Linked DNA regions of Mus musculus: regions 1 and 2 are each linked to region 3. Evidence: chromatin loops called from intact Hi-C (ENCODE). Cell type or tissue: heart. All regions are shown on one strand.

Region 1 (2,500 bases), 270 kb before region 3:
GGTGGTTCCTCAGAAAATTGGACATAGTACTACCTGAGAATCCCACAATACCTCTCCTGGGCATATATCCAGAAGATGTTCCAATGGGTAACAAGGACACATGTTCCACTATGTTCATAGCAGCCTTATTAATAATAGACAGAAGCTGAAAAGAACCCAGATGCCCCTCAACAGAGGAATGGATACAGAAAATGTGGTACATGTACACAATGGAGTACTACTCAGCTATTAAAAAGAATGAATTTATGAAATTCCTAGGCAAATGGATGGACCTGGAGGGCATCACCCTGAGTAACCCAATCACAAAGTAACTCACACAATATGTACTCACTGATAAGTGGATATTAGCCCAGAAACTTAGGATACCCAAGATATAAGATACAATTTGCTAAACACATGAAACTCAAGAAAAGAACAAAGTGTGGACACTTTGCCCCTTCTTAGAATTGGGAACAAAACACCCATGGAAGGAGTTACAGAGACAAAGTTTGGAGCTGAGAGGAAAGGATGGACCATCTAGAGAGTGCCATATCCGAGGATCCATCCCATAATCAGCTTCCAAACGCTGACACCATTGCATACACTAGCAAGATTTTGCTGAAAGGACCCAGATAGAGCTGTCTCTTGTGAGACTATGCCGGGGCCTAGCAAACACAGAAGTGGATGCTCACAGTCAGCTACTGGATGGATCACAGGGCCCCCAATGGAGGAGCTAGATGGATCTGCATCCCTATAGGTGGAACAACATTATGAACTAACCAGTACCCCCAGAGCTCATGTCTCTAGCTGCATATGTATCAAAAAAATGGCCTAGTCGTCCATCACTGGAAAGAGAGGCCCATTAGACTTGCAAACTTTATATGCCCCAGTACAGGGGAATGCCAGGGCCAAAAAGTGGGAATGGGGGGGGGGGGGGATGGGGGACTTTTGGGATAGCATTGGAAATGTAATTGAGGAAAATACCTAATAAAAAATATATATATATATAATTCACAGGTAAGTTGACAAGAGAAAATAATCATCTTGAGTGAAATTACTCATACCTAAAAAGACAAATAGTCACTTATATGTCGATGCTAGCCGTTAAATCACTGATATAAGCAAGCTTCAATCTGTATAGCCGGGAGGGGGGGGGGATACTCTGCAGGAAAGGGAAATTGAATACATATTTATGGATGGGTAGGGAAGAGATTGGAACAGGATGATCAAATAAAAAGAAGTAAAGGAAGGGAAGGAGGGACAGATAAAGCCAAAAGCCATTTGAGAAATTGTATGAAACTTAATACAGTAGACGCTTCTTACACACACACACACACACACACACACACACACACACACACACACGTCAGGGCTTTAAAAAAAAAATTACAGGACCTTAGTTTGCCTTTAATTCCACCACTAGGTGGCAGAGGCACGCAAATCTCTGTTATTTCCAGGCCAGAGAGAGCTACATAGTGAAACCCTATATCAAAAAAAAAAAAAAAAAAAAAAAAAAAAAAAAAAAAATTACAAGTACTTTGTGTATATATTACAGCTTCTATGAGCAAGTGTGTAGTGTCTGCACTCTCCATCTATGTGCATTTCTTTTGCTCTTTCTTAGGCTTTTTCTTGTTTGGCTGTTTTGTTCTATTCCGATTTGTTTGCTTTGTTTTATTTTATTGCTATTCTTTAGAGGCTTGTTTGTAATTCTGAGAGATAGAAAGCTTGAAGATTAGGTATGAGAGGGGAGATGGGAAGGAACTGATAGAAGCAGGGGGAAGGGAAAACATAATATATTGCATGAAAAAAATCTATTATACTTTTTAAAAAAACAACATAGCTCAAATTGATCAACACATCAATTGAATGCAATTTTCTATCAAAATATGAACAATTTTCTTCAAGGAACAAGAAAAGTTAATAACAAAATATATAAGGAAAGACCAGGCATGGTGGTGCATGCTTCAAACCAAAGTAGAGTCAGGTATATCTCTATGAATTTGCCCCTAGTCTGGTACCCATAGGGAGCTCCAGGCCACACGGGGCTATATATGAGGCCCTGACTCAATAAATGAATGCCTTCAGAAGGTAAAACAATCCTGAAACTGTGGAAAAGCAGATAGGGGTATAGAGGGATAGGGACACATGACCTAGAAGAACTATAATACCTGACTTTAAAATATACAACTCGTAGGTAGGGTGTAATTCAGAACTTGAGAGGGATGGAACTAATACTGTAAGTTCTAGACCAAACTGAGCTATAAACAGTATCTCCTCACACACAAACTTTTTAAAAAAAAGGAAAGGAAAGGAAAGGAAAGGAAAGGAAAGGAAAGGAAAGGAAAGGAAAGGAAAGGAAAGGAAAGGAAAGGAAAGGAAGATGCTCCACAAAGTGAGCATGCAATGCAGAAGAAATAAAGCAGGCCCCTAATTCTAAACATGTACAGTTGGGTCATATCATTCCATAAAACCCAAAACTTTGTAACTATTAAAAGTGCAGAAGCGCTTCAAAAATCACCCC
Region 2 (2,500 bases), 180 kb before region 3:
CAGGAGAGTCAGGGCTGCACAGAGAAGCTGACTTGAAAAACCAAAAAAAGAAAAAGGAATTATTTTATGTGTATGAGTGTTTTTTCCTGCATGTGATGTCCCTTGGCCATCCAAGTGGCAGAGGGGTTGAAACGGGATACACCCAAGTTTCCTGCCTCCTCCAGCTTCTTCAGCTTTCTCCACCACAGCTCCATCCACCATCTCTAATGTTACAATTTCCTTTTTCTTGGTAACTCTTTTTAGGAGACTAAGCCATCCACAGGAAGACAAATCACAAAATACCCTGTAACAGGTTGCCTCTTCCTGAGCTTAACATGTCCTTTTAAACCAGGGGCTCAGAGAGAGACAGCCCTGGTGTGTAGCTATTAAACCAACTCTGGTCCTAAGAGCCTTCCTTCAAACCCACTCTCTTGGGGACACCCAGGGCTACACTTGAGCAGCAGGCATCCATCACCACCCTCGCCGCAGGTCTAGATGGTGGTTGCCTGCAGAGGCCAATGCAGGTACTTTGTTAGCATCAGGGCAAGCTTACCCACTGAATGCACTTGACCCTCCCCTCCTCAGGATACCACAAGTGAGTTCTTTTCCCAAGTCTGGGCAGAAACATAATCTCCTCCAATTCTCACACCAACGCTGAACATAGTCAAGTCCAGTATTATTAGCCCCACTTGATAGAGGAAGAAACTGAGACTTATATGTGGTTGGGGGTGGCTGGCAGTTCCCAAGCCTGCAGGAGGAGGAATACCTGTGCAATGTGACCCCGCAAACCCTTCCAGGTCTAAGCTGTGTCCATCCTTCAATCTGATTTATCTGGAATGGCAATGCTAGCAGTGAGTGTCCTTTAAGAACCTGAGATGATCCCGTTGATGGCAGGCTAATTCTCCTAAACCGTTAGTTATACATTCCATTATCCTAGTAGCCCTCCAGGACAGGAACATTGCAGGGCTCAAAACCTATCCCGATCCCACAGTAGGCTCTCTGCCCTGGGGAGACCACGTGACTATCCTGCACACAGCACATACCGGTCCCACCCTGTTTCTACCCTGCCCCAGGGCGTGATCTGCTCAACACTTCCCATTCCCCAGGGCCAGGGAACTCTGGCTCAGAATGCAGGAAGCTGAGCACCTTTGAGCCAGAGCTGGACTCAGTGCTTGCTGAGCTCACAGGAGATCCTAGGTCAGCCCCTAGCTGGGAGCAACCAGATGACAGCAGACTTGGATGGAAAATGTTAGCTAAAGGGATGTCCACAGAAATTTTATTTAGAATTTCCACTTTTATTGAAAGTTAGATTGTTTTCATACAATATATTCTGATCACATGTTCCCCTTCTCCCACACACACCCTAACCCTCTCCCCACCTCCCCATACCCACAGGATTCTTTTTTGAGATGGTTTGGTTTGACATGTTTGTTTTTATAAACAGGGTCTCGTGTAGGCCAGGCTGGCCTCAAATTCACATGGCTACTGAGGCTAGCCTTGACCTCATGACTGACCAGCCTGCTTCTACAAGCCTCCACACCTCAGTTTGGGACTGGGTAGTTGTGCACAAATACAAGGGCATGTCTTTACCCTTAAAACTGACAGACAGACCAAGACTGGCATCACAGAGACCCAACGTTAACCAGCAGTCACCAAGCTCATCCTGTATGTTTGGGGCACGCAGGTTGGTGCTACATTTAAACTCCAGGGCAGCTGCTCTAAAACTGTCCTAGCCAAAGCCTGTGTCATAGAAACACCAGACAGGTCCAGCCACTGAGAGAGTGCTGGAGTGGGGGAGGAGAGAAGAACCTCTTTTTACTGTGTTCCTGCCCTGTGGGATGACACTTATAACCACCTCCAGGGCAGCAGCTGGGATCCCCTCCCCCACTGGAACCAGCATCCAGCAGAGCCTGGAGCTGCCCTGGGGAAAGGGGGGCTGCCTGCCAAGGATCTGCCCACCTGGGGCCACCGCCAGGGCCCGGCCCGAGCCCGGGGCCCAGTCAGACTCTGCAGTCTGTACACAACCTGAAACAAAGTGGGCAAAAGGCTGTCCTTGAGTCCACATGCCTTAGTTCTTACTCTGCTCATCAAGAAATAACAGGAAATAAAGTAAGAAAATGAAAGAATCATAAACTGTTTACAAGAGTAGCTCCTCTCCCAATTCTTGTTCACAGGTGTGTCTACACCATGGGGTCCAGCCAATAGGAAGACTGGGTTGCCTGTTGACTGGATCCCATCTCATGGAAGCATTTGTTTATCCACTAAGCATTTGCTAAACCTGCCCTAGCAAATAGAAAGAGCCCAGCTTGGAGGGAGAAGGGGAACCAGCCATTTTAAGTAAACAAGAAGGCTTCAGATGGTGCAGCATGCTTTGAAGGAAGTAACTGGGAGAGGACAGAAAGTACCTGGTTGGGGGCAGGGAAAGGACCCATTTCAGATCAGCTGACACTGAAGGCTGGCCTGAGAAGTCAGAAGAGATGCAGCTCCACACACAAGCCCCGAAGCCTCAAGTGCAAAGTTG
Region 3 (2,500 bases):
CTCCCAACCATACAATTATTTTTGAAGCTACTTCCTAACTGTCATTTTATTACTGTTATGAATTGTAATGTAAATATTTTTTGAGATAGAGGACTGCGAAAGGGGCAGTGACCCACAGGTTGGAACTGCTGCCCTTGCTAAGTTCAGACCATACCTGAGCTGCTCCCTCCTCAGCAGCAAACCACTGAACAGTCCTTACAGTGCCAGTTCAGGGGCTGGGAACGGTAGCTCTGGTGGCAGATCCCATGCCTAGGAATCATGAAAGCCTGGATTCCATCCTTGGCAGTGGATAACAGGGCACTGTAGCACACACTTGTAATCCTAGCATTCCGGAGGCAGGACGGTCAGAAGTCGAAGGTTAGGGGCCAGAGAGATGGATTTCAGTTAAGAATGGGTTTTGCTCTTACAGAGAACATGAGTTTGGCTCAGATAACTCAATTGCTAATAACCCCGGCTCCTGATCATCTGACACCTTTTCCTCTGGCCTCCAAATTCATCTACACACATGGGTACATACCAACCCACAGACACACATTCATTTACATAATTTCTACAAATAAATAACTAGGACAAGGTTATACTCAGCTGCACGGCAAGCTCAAGGCCAGCGTGAGCTACCTGGATCCCCTCTGAATACATTTAAGTTAGCTCCTCCTACAATTTGTCTTACCCTCTTTTGGAGAGGCATGCTTTTACCATATGCTGTATATTTTACAGAAGCTTCGATTATTACATTTTGTTTTGTGAGAGAGGGTCTCACTATAGAGCCCTGACTGGCCTGGACCTACCTATATAAAGGCTAACTTCAAACTCATAGAGATCTGCCTGCCTCCGCCTCTTTAGTGCTAGGATTAAAGGCGTGTACCACCATGCCTGTTGATTAATTTTGTTGTTGTTGCTTCTTATTCCCAACTCTTGGCTGACAGTACTCGAACAAGTAACACACGTTAACGTTTAACGGTTCCTGAGTGAAATGGCTTGCGTGGCTCTGGAGAGATAGACGACAGGGGTATTCTGGGATACAGAAGGCCGGATGCCACAAACAGGTTAGTTAGAGGTGAAGCAAGCTACCTAAATTTAGAAAACGTCTACTGATGCCTCAACTGGTGGTCCTCCCTTCCCCAGCTCCTGCTGCACGGCTCGCCATCCCTGACCGGTTCACTGGCGGCTGTCGCGCCGCCCCACGGTGGCCCTGGGCGCCGCTCGGCGACCTCCCCCTGTAGTGCGCGGCCCTCCCGTCGCCCCGCGGCTCTCACCTCTGTCCCGGATTCCGCTCTGCGAAAGTCGCTACACATCGCCCGGCCAGCTCCGCGGGTTCAACCTACCCGCCAGCAACGCCATTTAGCAAAAGCGCGAAAGACGCAGCCAGTCAAAGCAATGACCCTGTGTGCGCGTGCGCACTGTGCGGGCTCGGAGCCAGAGAAGCCGAGGGCATGCGCAGTAAAGCTGCGGCGCCCTCTTGGTGACGCCAGTCTCCTGCGTTTCCTTTAGTCCTTATGGTCCTTATGTTATCTTCAGTTACTCATCTCGACGGGTCTTTATCAGGCAAAATTAACATGTACGTGATTTCTAAATCTTATTTAGTTTTTTGTTTTTGTTTTTTAGAGACGAACTTCCTATGTAGTCGTGGCTGTCCTGGAATTCACTATGTAGACCAGGCTGGCCTCGAACTCACAGAAGTCTGCCTGCCTCTACCTCCTGAGTGCTGGGATTAAAGGCGATCACCACCACTGCCCGTGCTTACTTGTTCTAAAGAAACTTAAAGTACATCTTCCTGCCACGGTTGTGTATGCCTGTGATCCTAGCACTCGGGAGGCTGAGGCAGAGAATCACCAAGAGTCGGATCAGGCTATAGTTTGGGCTGTAGTATGAGATTGTGTCTCAAAGGTACTAGGACAAAAGTTTACTGATTTGGGCTTTTGGTGTGTCAGTGGTCCCAACAACTCCTGAGGCTGAAGCCAGATAATAGTTCGAGCCCAGGAGACTACTCTGGGCAGAACAGCATAACCAGATTAACAGGAGAAGTAACACCGTTACTGAGCAAGCTCGCTCTTCTTGTCCTTTCTTGAGGCAAAAGCCTATGACTGGCTGTGGTATTTATAGATAACTGGGGTGGGAAGAGAAAAATGTATATTGAATTGAAAAGAACTGTGGAAATACACTGAGCCTGTGAAGTTTTCAAGCTCTTGGTTTGGTTAGGTTTGTTGTTTGCCTTTTGTTTGTTTTCTTTCTTTCTCTCTCTCTCTCTTTCTTTCCTCCTTTCTTTTCTCTCTTTTCTCTCTTTTCTTTCTTTCTTTCTTTCTTTCTTTCATTCTTTCTTAGATATTTTCTTTATTTACATTTCAAATGCTATCCCCAAAGTCCCCTATACCCTCCCCTCGCCCTGCTTCCCAACTCACCCACTCCCATTGTCTGGCCCTGGCATTCCCCTGTACTGGGGCATATGATCTTTGCAAGACCAGGGTCTCTCCTTCCATTGATGGCCGACTAGGCCATCCTC

The links. Hi-C counts contacts between places; a loop is a spot of excess contacts. Peaks named below come from ENCODE experiments on the same cell type or tissue, not always from the same donor. Only the 100,000 strongest peaks of a DNase experiment are listed, where the experiment ranks them.
Region 1: a loop joins it to region 3, with 2.2 times the contacts of the local background. A loop is called at or near these places in 2 of 42 quality-filtered maps.
Region 2: a loop joins it to region 3, with 2.1 times the contacts of the local background. A loop is called at or near these places in 6 of 42 quality-filtered maps.

What each region holds. Positions count from the first base shown.
Region 1 is chr5:25,434,878-25,437,377 of GRCm38, forward strand. All of the region lies in intron 2 of Kmt2c (lysine (K)-specific methyltransferase 2C), which reads right to left. Among named protein-coding and RNA genes, the nearest start is that of Kmt2c, 63 kb to the right of the region's middle. In heart, a CTCF peak has its summit at 1,408 (motif pointing right); a DNase peak (open chromatin) is centred at 1,394.
Region 2 is chr5:25,525,250-25,527,749 of GRCm38, forward strand. No RefSeq gene overlaps it. Among named protein-coding and RNA genes, the nearest start is that of 1700096K18Rik, 3.5 kb to the right of the region's middle. In heart, a CTCF peak has its summit at 1,192; DNase peaks (open chromatin) are centred at 1,052 and 1,902; H3K27ac peaks cover 608 bases.
Region 3 is chr5:25,704,422-25,706,921 of GRCm38, forward strand. It overlaps Xrcc2 (X-ray repair complementing defective repair in Chinese hamster cells 2), which reads right to left and starts at 1,376. Exons shown (of 3, transcript NM_020570.2): 1 at 1,257-1,376. The coding sequence starts at 1,295. In heart, a CTCF peak has its summit at 1,228; a DNase peak (open chromatin) is centred at 1,400; H3K4me3 peaks cover 1,888 bases; H3K27ac peaks cover 1,428 bases.